Regions from separate parts of the Homo sapiens genome. Here region 1 is linked to region 2. The links are chromatin loops, found by intact Hi-C in ENCODE. Cell type or tissue: ascending aorta. All regions are shown on one strand. Links, peaks and the distances in the headings refer to the core of each region. The heading gives the core; the rest is flanking DNA.

Region 1 (10,037 bases), core at 597-8,596, 59 kb after region 2:
ACCAGCATGGCCAAGATGGTGAAACCCCATCTCTACAAAAAATACAAAAAATTAGCTGGGCATGGTGCTGGGCACCTGTAATCCCAGCTACTCGGGAGGCTGAGGCAGAGAATTGCTTGAACTCGGGAGGTGGAGGTTGCAGTGAGCCGAGATTGTGCCACTGCACTCCAGCCTGGGTGACAGAGCAAGACTCTGTCTCAAAATAAAGAAAGAAAGAAAGAAAAAAAAAGTTTTGAAATTGTTTACAAGAGGTCTTCTGCCTGGTCCAATGAAGCCATCTTAGGCCTAATTTTCAAAGAACTGTCCTCAGAAATCCTAACTATAGGCCCAATAGTTTATTAAAGATGACTGGCAATTAATTAGGCCCCAGATCCTCATCTGTAATGGCACATCTGTACATACTATGGAATTCCTTTCTTTTTTTTTTTTAGAGGGGGTGTCACTATGTTGCCTAGGCTAGTCTTGAACTCCTGGGCTCAAGTAATCCTCCCACCTCAGCCTCCCAAGTGCTAGAATTACAGGTGTGAGCCACCACACCTGGCCTATGGCATTCTTTAGGGTAGCATTTGCAGAAAATGTCATTTCTCTGAATGAAATCCTATATGGAAATCCTATCTCCCCATTCTCCACAAGGCCTCAGTCAAGCTTTACATAGCAGAATTTAGCCGTAATCTGGTCCCTACATTATTTCCCACAGGAGCTCTGCTCTGGTCATGCTAGCTTCATTATAGGGCTAATACATGCCTGCATTATGTCCTGCAATTATTTGTTTGATTCAATATTTCCCTAACCTCAAAAGAGCCATTTTCTCTACTTGGCCTATTCATTCTGTAATATACAGTTTAAGTCCCATCAACTCTAAGGAAGTCTTCATTTCTCCACCATGGTGCTCCTTTTAATTGTATCTTTGTGTCTTTTGTTTCCTCAATTAATCATACTTTATTTTGTATTATTCTGTGTATATGTATATATCTTCTTTCCTTAGTGAGATTATAAATTTATAAAGCATATATTTTTATAATGTTACAGACCTGATTTCACTGTTTGTACATGCATGCCCACTTCTAGTACTTTTCCTAAAGGAAGTAACACAGCACATATGCGATACATAATGCTCACTGAAGTATTGTTCATTATGGGAAAATGAAATACATATATTATGGAATGAAAACTATTCAAGATATATTTACTACTAAGTAAAAAGCCTAATAAAGAGCAGTATGTATAATATGACCCCATGTAGATTAAAAATAGTTATACATTTATCTATGAATTTTTAATTGCATATATTTATTCAAGGTCTGGAAGGATCTACAACAGAGACATCATTAGTTATTTTTGGGGATAGGGACATGGTGGACATTTACTTTTTAACTTCACATAGTCATACACTGAAAAATTTGTAGATATATATATATATTGTTTTAAAATCAAGGAAATTAAAATATATTTTCTATTTTGAAAGAAATTAGAAACACATCTAAAACCATTACTGTCAAAATATTTAATACAACATTAAAATATAACTTGTTATGGCTATTCCATATAAGAATACCCCCAGAATTTGTGGCTTAACTTGTGAAATGGGTGATGAATTTCAAGAAGTCTTTGCTTCTTTTCTCACTGCCATTTGTAGTCAAAGGTCAACTGCTTAGTGACGGGGAACTTAGATTAGAAGTGAAGTCACTGGCCATGGAGGCCCATGGGAATCTAATCTGTGACCGCTGCTGCATTCATAGTATGCTAAAATCAGACATTTCTGAATGTTCTAGTTTCGATCACAAAGTTACATTCTCAAATAAAAGAGGCTAATACATCTAATCTCCATATATGGTTACAAAAGGAACCACTCTGGAAGAACAAAAAGGAAAACAGGAAAACAGCTCTCCCTGATTTTAATATTTTTGGCAATTTTAGGATTAAAATATTAGGTAAATAGGAAGTATATTTGCAAAAGTATTCTTCTAGCCTAGAAGGAACTCTTACTCTATATTTAGAGTATTAGCTGGGAAGGTAAAGTTGCCTTAAAGGTAGGGCCAAATTTTCCATCAAGATCTCATTGGAATATAACTCCCTGATGGCAGAGATTGCCTGTTTTTTTTTTTTTCTTTTCTTTCTTTTTTATTTTTCAGACAGGGTCTTGCTCTGTTGCCCAGGCTGGAGCACAGTGGCACAACTGCAGCCTTGGCTTCCTGGGCTCAAGCCATCCTCCCACCTAAGCGTGCTGATTAGCTGGGACCACAGGTGTGCACCACCACATCTGGCTAATTTTTTATTTTATTTTTTTGAAGAGATAGGGTCTCCCTATGTTGCCCAGGCTGGAATGTCTGTTTCATTAACTGCTATATTCCCAGTGCACAGAACAGTGCCTAGTACCTAGTAGGTATTTTTTTTTAAAGGATGATTGAAAGCATATATCTACTCTGAATAAGAAAGCAACTTTGGTAATCCCAGCACTTTGGGAGGCCGAGGCGGGCGGATCAAGAGGTCAGGAGATCGAGACCATCCTGGGTAACACAGTGAAACTCCATCTCTACTAAAACTACAAAAAATTAGCCAGGCGTGGTAGTGGGTACCTGTACTCCCAGCTACTTGGGAGGCTAAGGCAGGAGAATGGCACAAACCCTGGAGGCAGAGCTTGCAGTGAGCCGAGATTGAGCCACTGCACTCCAGCCTGCGCAACAGAGCGAGACTCCATCTCCAAAAAAAAAAAAAAAAAAAGAAAGCAAGTTTGTGTGTGTATGTGTGTGTGTGTGTGTGTGTGTGTGTTTTAAGAGACAGTGTCTTGTTACGTTGCCCAGGCTGGTCTCGAACTCCTGGGCTCAAGCGATCCTCTTATCTTGGCCTCCCAAAATACTGGCATTACAGGTGTGAGTCACCAAGGTTGGCCAGAAAGCAAGTTTTTAGCAAGTCAAGTCATGGATCCTCAATGTTGTGTCCTGATACTATAGTTACATAGAGGCAAATCAAATCTATTCAAGAATGAAACACAAGACCATGAGTGGTGGCTCACATTTTGTCAATCTCACTTCACAAGTGAGGGAACTGAGGTTTAAAGAACTGAAGTTGCCTGAGGGTGTACAGCTAGTTAGTGGTAGAATTATCTACACATATTCTTTCTACCTCTACCTCCAAAGCTATATATAGACATGTAATGACTGCAAGTTGAGTTAGAGATTAAACAGAAAGCACATTTTGCATTAGGTGATACATCTTCTAGAGGTAAGAGAAGAGGTAAGACTGGTAACAGTCGGTAATTGTTCATTTATGGCAACTGCTATTTTCAGTCCAAACAAGAAAATTCCACCAAAAACATTGCCAATTAAAGACAATTTAGCCAAATCCAAAAGAAAACACTTTATAGCTCGATTTAAAATGTAACTTATTTCAGCCATCTGGTTTGTTACAAGGATTAGCATATCTTTGCCTATTAACTGTGAAAGGTGCTAGTAAAATGTTCACTACTGATAGAAAAATCCCTGAGTATTTAAAACTTATATTTGTATTATTCTTAAAGAATATATTCTATTCATTTACATGGACTTATTTGCCATAATTTATTTAATAAATACCCTTATTAATGGACCCTAATGCTTTCCTCTTGTTGCTTTTAAACAACACTGAAATAAATATTCTTGCTCATTAGTCCAATTTGTTCTTTAAGATTAAAAACCCAGGCCGGACATGGTGGCTCACACCTGTAATCCCAGCACTTTGGGAGGCCGAGGCGGGTGGATCATCTGAGGTCAGGAGTTTGAGACCAGCCTGGTCAACATGGTGAAACCTCATTCTCTACTAAAAATACAAAATTAGCCAGGCATGGTGGCATGCGCCTATAATTCCAGTTACTCAGGAGGCTGAGGCAGGAGAATCACTTGAACCCAGAAGGTGGAGGTTGCAGTGAGCTGAGATTGTGCCACTGCACTCCAGCCTGGGCAACATGAGCGAAACTCCGTCTCAAGGAAAAAAAAAAAAGGGTTAAAAACCCAAAAGTGGAATTGTTGGATCAAAAGGCATGTTCTTTAAAACTTCCAATAAACAGTTTATAGCCAGGTTTAAAAGGAAATCATACAAAGATAAATATTTAAAGTGATGATATTCTAATTACCCTGATTTGATCTTTATACATTAAATGTATCAAACTATAAAACATATCCTGAAAATATGCACATTATGTATCAATAAGATAAAAACAATAAATTAAAAAGGGAAATCAGTAATGCACAAAACTTTTCCAATAATGATAAAACATAATTTCAAGAAAATATTTTCTAATTTAGAATGCATTAAATATAAGTGATAAGATAGCAAGATATTTTAATTAAAGAAGCATTTTTTTTTTTTTTCCTAAGGCTCTACTTCAAAGTGCTGGCTATTCAACCAACTAATCTGAATAGGTATTTGGATGGTGAGGTAAAAGCTATTTTAAGGTCTGTTCTCATCTCACTTTAATAAGGTGAAAAAAATTGCCATATGTACTAAAAATAGTTCACTGTTCTGAAACTCAATGCCTGTTTGCCAAAACAATATTAATGATGCATATTCTATGCATTTTTTCCCCAAATATGGCATCTGCCGTGCACAAAATTCAGAATGGAAACCACGAGATATTTGAAATAACACCATCCTCTTACATGGTTAAAAAAGTCAAATGAATCCAGTTACTTTAATAAAATAGAATGTACTAAAATTAAGTATCTCAAACTTTTGTAACTCAATGTTTTAATTGGCCAAAAGGACTGTGAATCTAGTTTTAAATTTTATACTGGTATAGTCTAATGAAAGTTCTACTATGATAAACACATGCCACCAAATTTATTTGCCTAATTTCCCTATGTATAAAAGTGACTTGACAATATGGTGCTTTAAAACTCACTTTTCTTCTCTGACAACTGTAACAGAATTAACACAATAAACTACTTTGGGCAATTACTGGACTACTCATAAAATATAAGAAGATTCTACATTCACAAAAGTCATTAATTTTGTTTAAATCAAACTGAGATGCCAAAAATTAAGGAAATATTAAACATCATAAGAGATTTTAAAGGTACTGTAACCCCCAAAATAGAAGTGCAAGCATGTTTCACTTAAGTTGTATCACAAACGACTTACATTGTGTTTGATTAAAATTTGAGATCAAAGCTGAAATTAATGCTGGGAATGACAGAGATTGCAACAAATCTTTAATACCTAAAGAAACCTATATCAAGTACTAACATTCAAAAAACCATAAATATACATCCACTTAAAAAGACACATTCCAGTTACGATACCCTTCTTAAAACAGAAGTCTGATTATTTTATATATTATCTGATACTGTTACTGGCTTGCTATTTTGTGAGCTATAAGAAGTAAACTGATGGTTAAAATACTATAACCTTGAAAATATACACTAACCTTCATTATCCAAAAGAACTGTCAAAAAACATAGAAAAACAGAAAACAAACCTTTTGAAAGCTTTGTTTCTTCTACCGCTTTGGTTAGATGCCCTTCGACGATCAGCTTCTCTGCCAAGGAAAATAAACGTTACCATCCAAGCCCAAACTGAGCAGCATTTCCCTGAGCTGGGCAGTGTAACACATTCCATGACCAAATTTAAAGATGATAACATTACTCCTATGACCAAGCTTGAATAAAAACTTGAATCTGGAAGGGGAACTAAGAGAACTGGAACTATGACGGAGCAATCACGTTAATGCAGAAAACTAGGGGCAGGCAGACAATTTGCCTTTTATTTTCACCTTATTTTAAAAGCCTAGATATTTTTATAAAAAGGGCTCAGAAGAAATAAAGCAATCCTCTTTAGATCAAGGCTATTAAGTTAAAATAAAAGATTTATGAAAAGGTATTTATTCAAATGAAGAAGTAATAAAAATTAAGTTATATCGATAGTTTACTGTTCTCTGCTGACATAATTCAGCAGAGATGCCTATATAATGTATTTCAGTAAATGAATCATTTTAGAAAAGCTATTCAAAGAAATAAAAAAATTTTGTTTTGTTTTATGGGGGATTTTCTGTAAATGTATAATGCTACTTTTTTATAATTTAAAGTCATATTTTCATATTCCACGTTTCATTGAAGAGGATATATCTATTCTGTGTCCCCTTATTTACTCCTGTATGTCAGTTGGTCTCCTTCAATTTATTCATTTGTAATATATGTGAAGAAAATTTTCTATTCTCTTGCTTTACAACCAACTGCAACTTGGTCTACATCCACCACTCAACCATTGAAACTGCTCCAATATCATTATAGCCTCTAGTCTCCCAATGCCCATGGCTCCTTTTCTTAATTTTCATTTCTCATAGGCTCTTTGCAGTATGTGGCACTTTGTCTCTGACTTTTTAAAATCAGAAAGAGGGGCCGTGCGCAGTGGCTCACGCCTGTAATCCCAGCACTTTGGGAGGCCAAGGCGGGTGGATCACGAGGTCAGGAGACAGAGACCATCCTGGCTAACATGATGAAACCCTGTCTCTACTGGAAACACAAAAAATTAGCTGGGCATGGTGGCGGGTGCCTGTAGTCCCAGCTACTCGGGAGGCTGAGGCAGGAGAATGGTGTGAACCCAGGAGGCGGAGCTTGCAGTGAGCAGAGATGGCGCCACTGTATGACAGAGCGAGATTCCATCTCAAAAAAAAACAGAAAAAAAGAAAAAAAAACAGAAAGTAACAGATTTTGATTAAGATGTATAATGTAAGCTGTCCTACCTGTCCTCTGTCCTACTTCACTCCATTCCTAAAATTCACTTCCTACAACTTTTAGCCATTTCTTCTGATACTTACATTTATATTTCTAAATAATACATTGATTTTATTTTTCCATTTTAGATATTTATTGAGAATCTATTTTACACGGTTAAATTTTGCCATTTTCTACTACCATCCTCAAGAGTTGCATTTTGTCAATCTATAATCACTATTTTTTTTTTTTTGAGACAGTCTCACTCTGTCACCAGGCTGGAGTGCAGTGACACAATCTCAGCTCACTGCAACCTCTGCCTCCCGGGTTCAAATGATTCTCCTGCCTCGGCCTCCCAAGTAGCTGGGACTATGAGTGCGCACCACCACACCCAGCTAATTTTTGTATTTTTAGTAGAGACGGGGTTTCACCATGTTGGCCAGGATGATCTTGATCTCTTGACCTCCACCCGCCTCAGCCTCCCAAAGTGCTAGGATTACAGGCATGAGCCACTGCGCCTGGCCTATAATCAGTATTTATATTGAAAAATTATTTTATATAATGAGTCATATAGTATGCTATAATTATATTTCCTTTCTTGTATGGCCTTCGGTATACTCAGAATTTATAATGCTTCATTTTTTTGTTTTATTAATTTTTATATATCTCAAACATAGCCCAAGTTCTCACAGAACCATACAACTTTCAATATTGTCAAACACACCAAGTAATTTATCACATCATATATCCCCACCTTCCTCTTTCTGTTTTCTTATAACATATCCTCTTATAATTTCCTGAAAAGGGGTGGACAGAAGGTAAATACTTTGTGATTTTGCTTCTCTGAAAATGTTAGCATTCTACCTTCACATGTGATTGATGCTTTGACTAGATACACAAATCTACAGGAAATACTTTTGCATCAGAATTTTGAAAGCATTATTCCACTGTCTTCTAGCTTCCAACCAGAAGGTGAGTCTAATACAGCTTGAATCCTGTTCCTCAGTACACATAGTAGGGATTTCTTGCACTCAGTAATATCTGGTTTGCCTGTTCTGTTTGGGCATCAGGGAGGACTGCACATCCCAACTCCCTAGCACTGAGGAAGATTCATAGGACTGATGCTAGCCAGGGCCAAAGCATTTAAGAGAAAGTTTAAGTTTTTTACACCTTATCCCACCACAGGAACTCTAGAAGCTGTGTGTTGAGACAGCAACATCATAAGATAGTAAAGACTCCATCTGTCTAGATCTCTGAGTGACAATATGGAGCAGAGTGGTCTTCCTCACCATGGACATGTAGTGTGAATGAGAAATAAATGTTTGTTTAGTTGAGCCATTAAGATTTCATGGCTTGGCTGGGCATGGTGGCTCATGCCTGTAATGCCAGCACTTTGGGAGGCCGAGGTTGGCGGATCACCTGAGGTCAGGAGTTCGAGACCAGCCTGACCAACATGGAGAAACCCCAAAATTAGCTGGATGTGGTGGCGCATGTCTGTAATCCCAGCTACTCAGGAGGCTGAGGCAGGAGAACCGTTTGAACCCAGGAAGCGGAGATTGAGGTGAGCTGAGATGACACCATTGCACTTCAGCCTGGGCAACAAGAGTGAAACTCAAAAAAAAAAAAAAAAATCTCATGGCTTATTTATTACTATATTATAAATTTAGCTTATTATGACTATATGATATCCTTTGTTTCTCTCTAGAAGGTTTCGGAATCTTCTCTTTATTCCTGGTGCTCTTAAATTTCATATTCCTCAGTGTGTAGTCTCTTTTTTCTCTTTTTTTTCCTTAAATGAGGTGAAATTCACATAACATAAAACAACTATATGAACAATGCTGTAGAATTTAGTATATTCACTATGTTGTGCCTAGTTCCAAAACATTTTCATTACCCAACAAAAACCCTATACCCATTAAGCATTTATTCCCCACCTCCACCTCACCGGTCCCTGGCAGTCCCACATCTGCTTGCTATCTCTATGGATTTACCCGTTCTAGATATTTCATATAAATAAAACAATATAACACATGACATTCTGTGTCTGGCTTAGTGTGTGGTCATTTAAAATATATTGTGCTAAGTACTCGGTGCATTTTTTTTTTCAGTTTATAAGCTCGTATCTGTCACTTCTGGGGAATTATCTTGTATTCTACTTAATTGGTAAATTATTCCATTCTCTCTCTCCCCCTTATTCTCCCCCTCTGGAATTCATTATTAATATATTAGATCTCTAGGATTAAACCTCAAATTTTCTTTAATTTTCCCTCTTGAAAAAAAAAAAAACCTCTTGCCTTTTTCTTATATTTTCTGGGACATTTCCTCTACCTTCTCCTCAATCTTCCTACAGTTTTTAAAAATCTGGTATCATATTTTTAGCTTTCAAAAATTCTATTTGCATTTTGCTCCTTTAAAAAATACCATCTTTATCTTGCTTCATCCATAAAACTTCAAAAATTATACTTTTAAGCTGGGTGCAGTGGCTCATGCCTGTAATCCCAGCACATTGGGAGGCCAAAGTGGGTAGATAACCTGAGGTCAGGAGTTCGAGACCAGCCTGGCCAACATGGTGAAAACCCGGTTCTACTAAAAATACAAAAATTAGCCAGGTGGCGGGCACCTGTAATCCCAGCTACTCAGGAGGCTGAGGCAGGAGAATTGCTTCAACCTGGGTGGCAGAGGTTGCAGTGAGCTGAGATCATGCCACTGCACTCCAGCCTGGGCAACAGAGCGAGACTCCATCTCAAAAAAAAAAAAAAATTATATCTTTAAAAAAGTTTCTGCTTCTTGGGCGCATTGGCTCATGCCTGTAATTCCAGCACTTTGGGAGGCCAAGGTGGGTGGATCACGAGGTCAGGAGTTCGAGACCAGCCTGACCAACATGGTGAAACCCCGTCTCTACTAAAAATACAAAAATTAGCTGGGCATGGTGATGCACGCCTGTAATCCCAGCTACTCAGGAGGCTGAGGCAGAAGAATCGCTTGAATCTGGGAGGCAGAGTTTACAGTGAGCCAAGATCGCACCACTGCACTCCAGCCTGGGCGACAGAGCAAGACTCTGTCTCAAAAAAAAAAAAAAAAAAAAAAAAAAAAAAGAACCAAAAACCGAAAAGCAAAACAACAATAACAACAACAACAAAAACAAGATGGCCGGGCGCGGTAGCTCATGCCTGTAATCCCAGCACTTTGGGAGGCCCAGGCGGGCGGATCACCTGAGGTCGGGAGTTTGAGACCAGCCTGACCAACGTGGAGAAACCCTGTCTCTACTAAAAACACAAATTTAGCCAGTCGTGGTGGTGGGTGCCTGTAATCCCAGCTACTCGGTAGGCTGACGCAGGAGAATCGCTTGAA
Region 2 (10,037 bases), core at 826-8,825:
CTCCCAGGTTCAAGCGATTCTCCTGCCTCAGCCTCTGAGTAACTAGGATTATAGGTGTGCACCACCACATCCGGCTAATTTTTGTATTTTCAGTAGAGATGGAGTTTCACCGTGTTGGCCAGGCTGGTCTGGAATTTCTGAGTTCAAATGATCTGCCCAACTTGGCCTCCCAAAGTGCTGGGATTACAGGTGTGAGCCACTGCACAATCACAGCTAACTACAGCCTCAAACTCCTGGGCTCAAGCCATTCTCCTGCCTCAGGCCCACAAGTAGCTGGGACTACAGGCATTCACCACTACACCCGGCTATATATATTTTTTAATCTTTTGTAGAGATGGGGTTTTGCCATATTGCCCAGGCTGGTCTGAAACTCCTGGGCTCAAGTGATCCACCCGCCTCAGCCTCCCAAAGTTCTGGGATTACAAGTTCAATCCACTGTGCCCCAACTATATACGTTTTAAGTAGCTTTATTGAAGAATCATTTGCATGCCATACGATTCACCCATAATAAGTGTATTGTTCAACAAGTTTTAGTAAATTTACACACTAGTGCAACCACCACTACAAACTAGTTTTCAAACATGTCCATTTTGTCATTTGCCCATCTGCAGTCAACCCCAGCTCCAGGCAAACAATGGTCTGCTTTTTGTCTCCATAATTATGCCTTTCCTAGAAATCTCCACTCCCTTAAAGAAAAGCAAAAGCAACAAAACAAAACAAAACAGAAAGATGGCCAGGTGTGGTGGCTCACACCTGTAATCCCAGCACTTTGGGAGGCCAATGTGAGCAGATCACCTGACGTTAGGAGTTTGAGACCAGCCTGGACAACATGGTGAAACCCCACCTCTACAAAAATACAAAAATTAGCCAAGCGTGATGGTGGGCGCCTGTAATTCCAGCTACTCAGGAGGCTGAGGCAGAATAATTGCCTGAGCCCTGGAGGTGGAGGTTGCAGTGAGCGGAGATGGTGCTGCTGTGGTCCAGCCTGGGTGACAGAGCAAGACTGTCTCAAAAAAATAAAGATAAAAAAATAAGTAAAACATACATATACAGTTATGTGCCATATAACAATGTTTCAGGCCGGGCACGGTGGCTCATGCCTGTAATCCCAGCACTTTGGGAGGCCGAGGCAGGTGGATCACTTGAGGCCAGGAGTTCAAGACCAGCCTGGCCAACACGGTGAAACCCCGTGGAGACTTCATCAAAACAAAACAAAACAAAACAAAAAACAAAAAGAAGCCTTGTTCTCTTCCAGGCCTGAAAAGGGGAAGACTCAAAGTCAGGGAGGGTGTGTCTGAAAAGGGGCCTAGAGAGTCCGGGCCTGACCCCTCCTGGTTCAACGCAGAGCACTCTCAGATGCACTTAGGGTCAGGCTTGGGCAGGGAATGGCTGCAGCGGTCCCACCAGCCTCTACCTTTATTCTACAGACAATAATGTCAAAAGCAGCTGCAGCAGCAGCAACAGTCACCACTCAGGGCCTGGCCTGGCCTGGCCAGGCCATGTGCGGTCCACCTGAGAATGGAGAAGTCTGGACGCAGATGACAGGAGCCCCTCGCTTCCCAAAGATCAACGTGCAAGGCACTTCCTAAGTGCTGACAGTCTTGCTCCACCCAGCAGGGATGTGGAAGGCCAGACCTGGTGTCTGCTTAGGCCTCTAACCTCAGGGAGGCCTTCTGTTTCTCACCAAGCCAGCTCTAGTTCTAGCTGGAAAGGCTGTTGTTCCCAACTTTTGTTTCTGGGCCTCTAACTGCCCTGTCAAGCTTACCCTGGGTTATGAGTGTTCATAAAGGAAACTGCCACCTGCGTCAACTCAAAAGTGACTGAGAAATTACCTTCCAAACTAGACCCAGGATGAGGAGCTAGGAAAGAGCTCATTCACAAAAGCAGGGCAAGTTGGGAAGTGGGGACAGGAAGCAGGGCTGGCCTCTGCCTACAAGTCACCTGGGCATGTGACCATCAGAGAGGCTTCCTTTATCCTAATCAGGAACTGCCCTTGCCCTGTTTTCTGGGGACTGGAAATTTTCCAGCGTGTCCATCAGGAACAGCCTATCTCACCAAAAAAGCGGCAAAGCTGTGTCTGCAGGTGAGAGTGATTCGGATAATCATCATCATCGTCAGCAGGAAACATTTATTCAGAGCTTCCCATATGCTGCTCTAAGCACTCTCTGATAGGCTGTGTACCATTATCACCCCCATTTCACAGATGAGGTAACTGAGGCCCAGAGAGGTGAAGAAATGTCAGGAGTCACACACAGTGGCGGACAGAATTGGGAACTGAATCCTGGAAGTTGATTCCAAGGTCTCTCTTTATACCCTACATGGTACTGACTTCGGAGGTGGAGATGCCCTGTCTTTCACTGAGCCTTCACTGGCTGACACTGAATCCCAGAATGCTGGGGACAGATCAAAGCTGACATCAACGTTGCCTGTTGCTCTGTTCTTTCCAGCACCCCAAATGCCCCTATCAAGCCAGGGGTCTGTGGTGCTGAGTAATGAGAAATGAGTTTGGTAATGTAGGTGTTAAAAGTTGAGTTGTGTCCCCAGCAAAAAGATATGTTTAAGTCCTAATTCCCCAGTACCTGAGAATGTGACTTTATTTGGAAATAGAGACTTTGCAGATGTAATCAAGTTAAAATGAGGTCATACTAGATTAAGATGGCTCTAAATCCAATCACTGGTGTCCTTATAAGGAGAGAGTTGGAGCCTACAGATACACAAGGAAGATGGCCATGTGACCACAGAGGCGGAGACTGGAGTGATGCTGCTGCAGGCCAAGAATGCCGAGGACTGCCCGCAACCATCAGGAGCTGGGGGAGAGGCATGGACAGATTCCCTCCAGTGCCTCTCAGAGGAGCCAGCCTTTCCGACACCTTGATTTTGGACTTCTGTCCTCATGAACTGCAGAAGAATGGATTTCTGCTGTTCTAAGCCACTTAGTTGGCGGTAATTTCTTATGGCAGCCCTAGCAAACTAAAAGAGCCACTTTTTCAAATCATCTCTTAAACCAGCTTTGTCCTTTTGTTGGTTTCCTTGTTAATGAATTAAATCAATCTTTGACATGTGGTCACTCTATACTTGTATGAGACCCCTTCTGAAAATTATACTTTGCTGTAGCGCAGACCCAGAGCTACTATTTCAGTTTACTCTGCCAATTTGCTGGCAAGCAACGTCCTCCACCAGCCATGCATCTGTCCTAGGCACTGGGAAAATCCAGGCTGAGCCCCCAGCTCCCCCTGGATGGTGGTCCAACCAGAGCTTGGCAGGAGCAAAGAGCTTTCGCAGCTTGGGCTGTTTTTAGCAGCTGGAGGGGCAGAGGCAGCCTGGCAACAGAAAGCTGAGAGGTGGAGGGCAAGGGGAAGTGTGACCTTTTCAAACCTAGCCACATTCGAGGAGTGGAGCAGAGAAAATACTCGTAAATCCATATCTGACATGCTGGGTGCTGAGGCTCAGTGACATGAAGCAGGCGGCCAAACAGCCCACTGAGGACAGTGAGGTCATCTTGAGGCTGAGTCACTCAGATTGGCAGAGCAGTGTGTGCATGGAGGAAGTCAGTTTCCTTTGCACCAGACAGAGCGGGATTCGCAGGGTGGGCCTCAGAGCCCGGGCCTCAGCCCTTTTGCCCTTTGATTCCCCAGGCTTCTGGGAGGAGGCTTAGGTTCCAACCTGGCTCCTTTCTCAGGACAGCTTTAGAACTGAGGCATGTGGTGAGAAGAGGGGAGCGGGGGCTCAGCAGCTGAGTTTGAACCTCCTCTCCTTCACTTACTGAACTGCATGATCAGGAACACCAATCTGACCTTCAGTTTCCTTCCTTGCAAAATTACTCCTTTTCCATAAGTGGTAATTTTATTTGGGCTTATCATTCTCATGAGGCCTCCATGGGGTCAGGGATGAGAAAGCACAGGGTCTAGCAAGAAACTGGCACATAAACATTAAAAAAAAATTTCCTCATCTTCAAATGTGACTCCCTTGGCTTTTTTGAGGAAATCATTCTGAGCAGGAGAGTGGAATGCAAAAGCAATTTAAATAATTTTTTTCCAAAAGTGGAAAATATCTTTTTTTTTTTTCCTCTGTCTCACTCTGTTCACCACAATACAATCTCCACCTCCAGGTTCAAGCGATTCTCCTGCCTCAGCCTCCTGAGTAGCTGGGATTACAGGTGCCCACCACCACAACCAGCTAATTTTTGTATTTTTAGTAGAGACGAAGTTTCACCATGTTGGCCAGGCTGGTCTCGAATTCCTGACCTCAGGTGATCCACCCGCCTCAGCCTCCCAAAGTGCTGGGATTACAGGCGTGAGCCACTATGCTCAGCTGAAAATATCTTTTAATTTAAAAAGTTACTTCATTCTGTCAATTCGAAGACGCACATTTTTTTCACATTTCAACATCTCAAAAATGCAGATGTGTCTAATAGATGACACATTGTAGCAGTTTGCTTTCAGGGGAGTACAGAAAATAATTGTCTTTCAATCAATGGCATCTTAGACTCAGGAAATGTGGTCTAAAAGGGATATATGTTCATTGTGTAAAGTTTTTCTAATTATTATTATTATTTTATTTTTGAGACAAGGTCTCCCTCTGTTGCCCAGGCTGGAGTGTAGTGGCCTGATCACAGGTCACTGAAATCTCAACTTCCCCAGCTCAAGCAATCCTCTCGCCTCAGCCTCCTGAGTAGCTGGGGCCACAGGTGCACATCACCATGCCCAGTTAATTAAAAAAAATTTTTTTTTTGTAGAGACGAGGCCTGTGTTGTCCAGGCAGATCTTAAACTCCTGAGCTCAACTGATCCTCCTGCCTCAGCCTCCCAAAGTGGGGATTACAGGCGTGAGCCACGGCACCCAGCACCGTATAAAGTTTAGACACACAGAAGTATACATAATAAAGACTCCCTGAGTTCAGCTCTCCAGAGAATACCACCACCCTAGAGAAAGTCCACTTTGTGTGCAAGAGCATGCTTCTGTTTTTGTTCTAATTGCCCAGAAACTCTCCTCAGACCAGTCACCCACACCTTCTCCTATTTCTGAGAGCCAAATTAATGCTCAACTAAGGATAGCAACACATTATAAATTAGGATTTCATGATTAGTCACTTTCCCCACCCCCAGCCCACGTGGCTGGCACCTTTCCTCACTGCCCAGGCCTGTCTGGAGTGGCAGTGCAGTGCCCTGTGCTGACCAGAAGGTGTGGGGCTGAGGAAGTCAATGATTCAAGCCTTTACAAAAGTGTACGTGCAGTGCAGTTTGTAGTTTTATTATTTGCAGGTGACAAAAATCAGGGTGGTGTGGGGCCTGAAGGGTTTGGAAAGCTGGAAAGTACTGGGAAATTAGAAAGGTATGTCTTGCTCAAGAACTGGTTTTGTTTCTTGTTTTTGAGATGGGCTCACTCTGTCACCCAGGCTGGGGTGCAGTGGTTCGATCACTGCTCACTGCAGCCTGAGATTCCCGGGCTTAAGTGATCCTCTTGCCTCTCAGCCTCCAGAGAAGCTGGGACTATAGGCGTGCACCACCATGCCTGGCTAAGTTTTTTATTTTTTGTAGAGGTTTCACTATCTTGCCCAGGCTGGTCTCCAACTCCTGGCCTCCCACCTTGGCCTCACAAAGTGCTGGGATTACAGGCGTAAGCTACCACACCCAGCCTCAAGGACAGTTTTTTTTTTTTTTTTTTAAACCATCATACAATTTAGTAGAACCACCAGCAGCACCATGCTCAGCTCTATGCCAACTTAACCAAACCAGGAAGAAGGCGTTCACTTGGCCCACAGGAGGTCAAGGGCTGTGTGAGCTTGTGCCGACTCTGCTGAACAGGTACTAGCTATCAGGAGCAAAGCGTTGTGAAGGATTCTGAGATCCACGTCTTTCCAAGAAGACAGGGTCAATGACTTGTCCAAGTTCATTTGACTACCAATCGGTGGAACCAATCTGGAATGCAGTAGTCTATTGTCAAGCAAATCCAGGGCTCTTTCCACCATGCCATGTGGTGGCCTTCCGAGGGCCACCCTCTCCTCACCCCCATCAGCAACATTAAAAACTCTTCTTTGCCCTGAGTCTACCTCTGTGGCTTCATGTGGATCGCAACTTCAGCAGGAGACTGAGATGAGGGGGAAGGGGAAGGAGGCGTGGAAACCCCAGCCTGAGGGACCTCTGGCTATGAATGAGGCTTCTGTCTGCCTGCGCTGTGCGTCTGGAATTTTGTATGAAAGCAATGAACTGGAAGGAGGTGAAAGCACGTTCGCAAAAGCAAGGCCACCACAGGCCCTCTCCCTTGCTTATAAAAGACTTGCTTTGTTTCAGGCAAAGCAAAGGAGAAGCTAGGGATATGCTGAGGTTTGGTGGCGCTCAGGTGTTTGAGGTTAACGTGCCAATGACTAGGAGGAGGTGGCCATCAGAAAAATCAGGAGCCCAACCCGAACCTGAGGTTTCGGACTCCTAATCATCTTCACAGCCATGCTCATATTTGTGTAATGCTTTATAGTGTGCGGAATGCTTTCTCAGACATTTTCTCAACAGAGGGAGAGCTTAGGGAGGGATGAAGAGCGCCGATTCATGCAGCCTTCTATCTGGCTGTCTGGGTGACTGTGGTGTGCCAGGCACTGTGGATGCTGTGCTTTGTTCATCACTGTCCCCATCCTTAGGAGTCTGACGGATGGGTAGAAGTCCTGGCCTCCCTGCCTGCCAGCTTCAGGACCTTGCACAAGTTAATCAATCGTTGTAGCAGCTGCAAAAGGGAGAATGACAGTGGCTGCCTAGCAGGGTGGCTGTGAGGATTAAAGGAGCTCTGGGGGTGAGGGGCCTGGCTTATGACAAGGCCTTAATCGATGGTGGCTATTAGCCGTCATGGCCAGTGAGATGCGAACAGTAAGGCTGGGCACAATACGGTCTAGCCTGGAAGCATCTGGGTATGCCTGGATGTCATTCCCACCTAGAAAAACGGTATGGTGGTGGGCAGCAAGGGGTTACGGGGAGTTGCTGCATCGTGTCAGGCAGGCTGTGGACTCCTGGTGGGAGGGGCCCACAGGGCTGGGGAATGCTGGTTAATAGAGTCCAAGGAACTGTGCGGCTTTCCACTTTAACCACAATATACAAGTACTGAGATCGAATGAGGGTCAAATTGTATCATTCCTCTCCTCCATCCCTCCCCTAGGTCCCCATCTCACTCAGAGGAATAGCTACAATCCTCAGAATGACCTACAAGGTCCTACACAATTGGGTCCCCACTACCTCCCTGACCTCTGCTCCTCCGGTTCTCTTTCTTCCTCTCTTTGCTGGCCACAAGGGCCTCCTTGACCATCCTCAAATATGCCAAGCACGCTGTGGTCTCGGGGCCCTTGCACATGCTGTTCCCACTGCCAGATATGTTCTTCCCCCAGATATTTATTTTATAGTTCCCTCATTTCCTTCAGACTTCTCAAACGCCATCTTTTCAAAGAGGTCTTCTTTGACTACTTTATATAAAATAGCAACCCGCTGATGGTGGTCCCTATCCACCACACATGCTGAATCTCCCCCCACCAGAGCACTTATTAACCTATGACATATTTAATTAATTAATTTATTTTGAGATGGAGTCTTGCTCTGTCACCCAGGCTGGAGTACTGTGGTGCAGTCTTGGCTCACTGCAACCTCTGCCTCCCAGGTTCAAGTGATTTTCCTGACTCAGCCTCCCGAGTAGCTGGGACTACAGGCATGCACCACGCCTGGCTAATTTTTGTATTTTTAGCAGAGATGGGGTTTTGCCATGTTGTCCAGGCTGGTCTTGAACTCTTGACCTCAAGTGATCCACCCACCTCGGCCTTCCAAAGTGCTGGGATTACACGTGTGAGCCACTGTGCCCGGCCCTGTGACATATTTTATAACATATACAAGCATGTTATCTGTCTCTTTCTCCACTAGAAATGTAAGTTCCATAAGGGCAAGGATTTTGTTTGTTTAAGTGTTAGGACTTAGCACTATGTTTGGCATGCAACGGGTGCTCAAAAAATATTATTGAATGAATCAATTACTGTTGAGAGAAAACAGCAGGCTGCTATACAGTGGTATGGCGGGAGTCCTTTTTCATCACCTAGAACTAATATTTGTTTGAGATTGCTTCATGTAAGCATTGACTAAACCCTTTACATGCATTAGCTTATTTAAGCAGGTACTATTATTATTATTATTTTTAGATGGAGTCTCGCTCTGTTGCTTAGGTTGGAGTGCGATGGCATAATCTCAGCTCACTGCAACCTCCACCTCCCGGGTTCAAGCGATTTTCCTGTCTCAGCCTCCTGAGTAGCTGGATTACAGGCTCCTGCCACCACGCCCGGCTAATTTTTGTATTTTTATTAGAGACGGCGTTTCACCATGTTGGTCAGCCTGGTCTTGAACTCTTGACCTCGTGATCCACCCACCTCAGCCTGCCAAAGTGCTGATATTACAGGCATGAGCCAACGCACCCAGCCCAGGTACTATTATTATCTCATATTTATTTATTTATTTATTTATTTATTTTAGAGGGAGTCTTACTCTGTTGCCCAGGCTGGAGTGCAATGGCGCAATCTCGGATCACTGCAACCTCTGCCTCCTGGGTTCAAGTGATTCTCCTGCCTCAGCCTCCAGGGTGGCTGGGAATATAGGCACCCACCACCACGCCTGGCTAATTTTTGCATTTTTAGTAGAGATGGGGTTTCACCATGTTAGCCAGGATGGTCTCGATCTCCTGACTTCATGATACGCCCGCCTCGGCCTCCCAAAGTCCTGGGATTACAGGCATGAGCCACCACACTCAGCCTATTTTTTATTTTTTAACACAGAGTCTCACTCTGTTGCCTAGGCTGGAGTGGAGTGGTGCAATCTTGGCTCACTGTAACCTCTGCTTCCTGGGTTCAAGCGATTCTCCTGCCTCAGCCTTCTGAGTAGCTGGGATGACAGGTGCCTGCCACCACGCCTGGCTTTTTTTTTCTTTTTACTTTTTAAATTTTTTTGAGCCAGAGTCTTGCTCTGTCACCCAGGCTGGAGTGCAGTGGCGCGATCTCGATACACTGCAAGCTCCGCCTCCTGGGTTCAAGTGATTCTCCTGCCTCAGCCTCTCGAGTAGCTGGGATTATAGGCATGCACCATGTCCGGCTAATTTTTGTATTTTTAGTAAAGACGAGATTTCACCATGTTGGCCAGGCTGGTCTTGAACTCCTGACTTCAGGTGATCCACCTACCTTAGCCTCCCAAAGTGCTGGGATTACAGGCGTGAGCCACCGCACTCAGCTGCCTGGCAAATTTTTGTATTTTTTGGTAGAGATAGAATTTCACCATGTTGGCCAGGCTGGTCTCAAACTCCTGACCCCAAGTGATCCGCCTGCCTCGGCCTCCCAGAGTGCTGGGATTACAGGTGTGAGCCACTGTGCCCAGCCTTATCTTGTTTTATTGAAGAGGAAACTGGATCTCAAAGGAGTTAGTTATCTTACTTCAGTTAGTAATGGCACAGCCAGAACTGTGTCTAGTCCTGATGACCCGAGTATGGGCTCTTAGCCATCACACAATGTTCATTCCTGATGGAATCTGAAAGGGTGGATACCAGAACTATAGTAAGTTTACAGGTGATCTGTATCCCTTCTTCATATTTTTCTATACTTATGTTTTTTCCCCAAGAAGCATGTATTAATTTTATATTAGGAAAAAAAAGTTGTTCCACTTGTCCATCTATCCACTAGGCATAACCAAAAGAGTGGGGACTCAATTGAGGAAGGTTGCTCACAGCTGTTTTGGGAGCCCCTGAATCCCAGAATCTCTCGGAACTTGGTTAAGAGCAGGAAGGTTGGGGGGACCCCAGGCTCAGATGATGATGGCAGGAAGATGATGTCCAGGTAGGATGTTAGGATTGCGACTGTTAGCACAGGCAGCAAGGGCTGAGATGGAAAACAAAGCTTCTCTGCAAGTGCAGTGGTACGACGTCTTTTCCTTCTCGATTCTTGTGTTGCACAGACCGTAAAAATGTCTCAAGGTCTGAGGCTGGCTGGGTTAATTGATGCCACCTTTCCCAAAATGTGTTTGGCTTTGGACCTGTGAC

Evidence for each region. Hi-C counts contacts between places; a loop is a spot of excess contacts. Peaks named below come from ENCODE experiments on the same cell type or tissue, not always from the same donor. Only the 100,000 strongest peaks of a DNase experiment are listed, where the experiment ranks them.
Region 1: it touches region 2 in a loop (1.8-fold over the local background); 6 of 110 quality-filtered maps call a loop at or near these places.

Annotation. Positions count from the first base shown.
Region 1 is chr3:57,885,516-57,895,552 of GRCh38, reverse strand. SLMAP (sarcolemma associated protein) reads right to left here. Exons shown (of 25, transcript NM_001377540.1): 15 at 5,453-5,512. Among named protein-coding and RNA genes, the nearest start is that of FLNB, 120 kb to the left of the region's middle. In ascending aorta, for the core only: no CTCF peak of the experiment used is centred there; DNase peaks (open chromatin) are centred at 1,697, 2,882 and 5,542; H3K4me3 peaks cover 4,537 bases; H3K27ac peaks cover 6,508 bases.
Region 2 is chr3:57,945,086-57,955,122 of GRCh38, reverse strand. No RefSeq gene overlaps it. Among named protein-coding and RNA genes, the nearest start is that of FLNB, 58 kb to the left of the region's middle. In ascending aorta, for the core only: a CTCF peak has its summit at 5,173; DNase peaks (open chromatin) are centred at 2,762, 3,502 and 5,142; H3K4me3 peaks cover 523 bases; H3K27ac peaks cover 5,259 bases.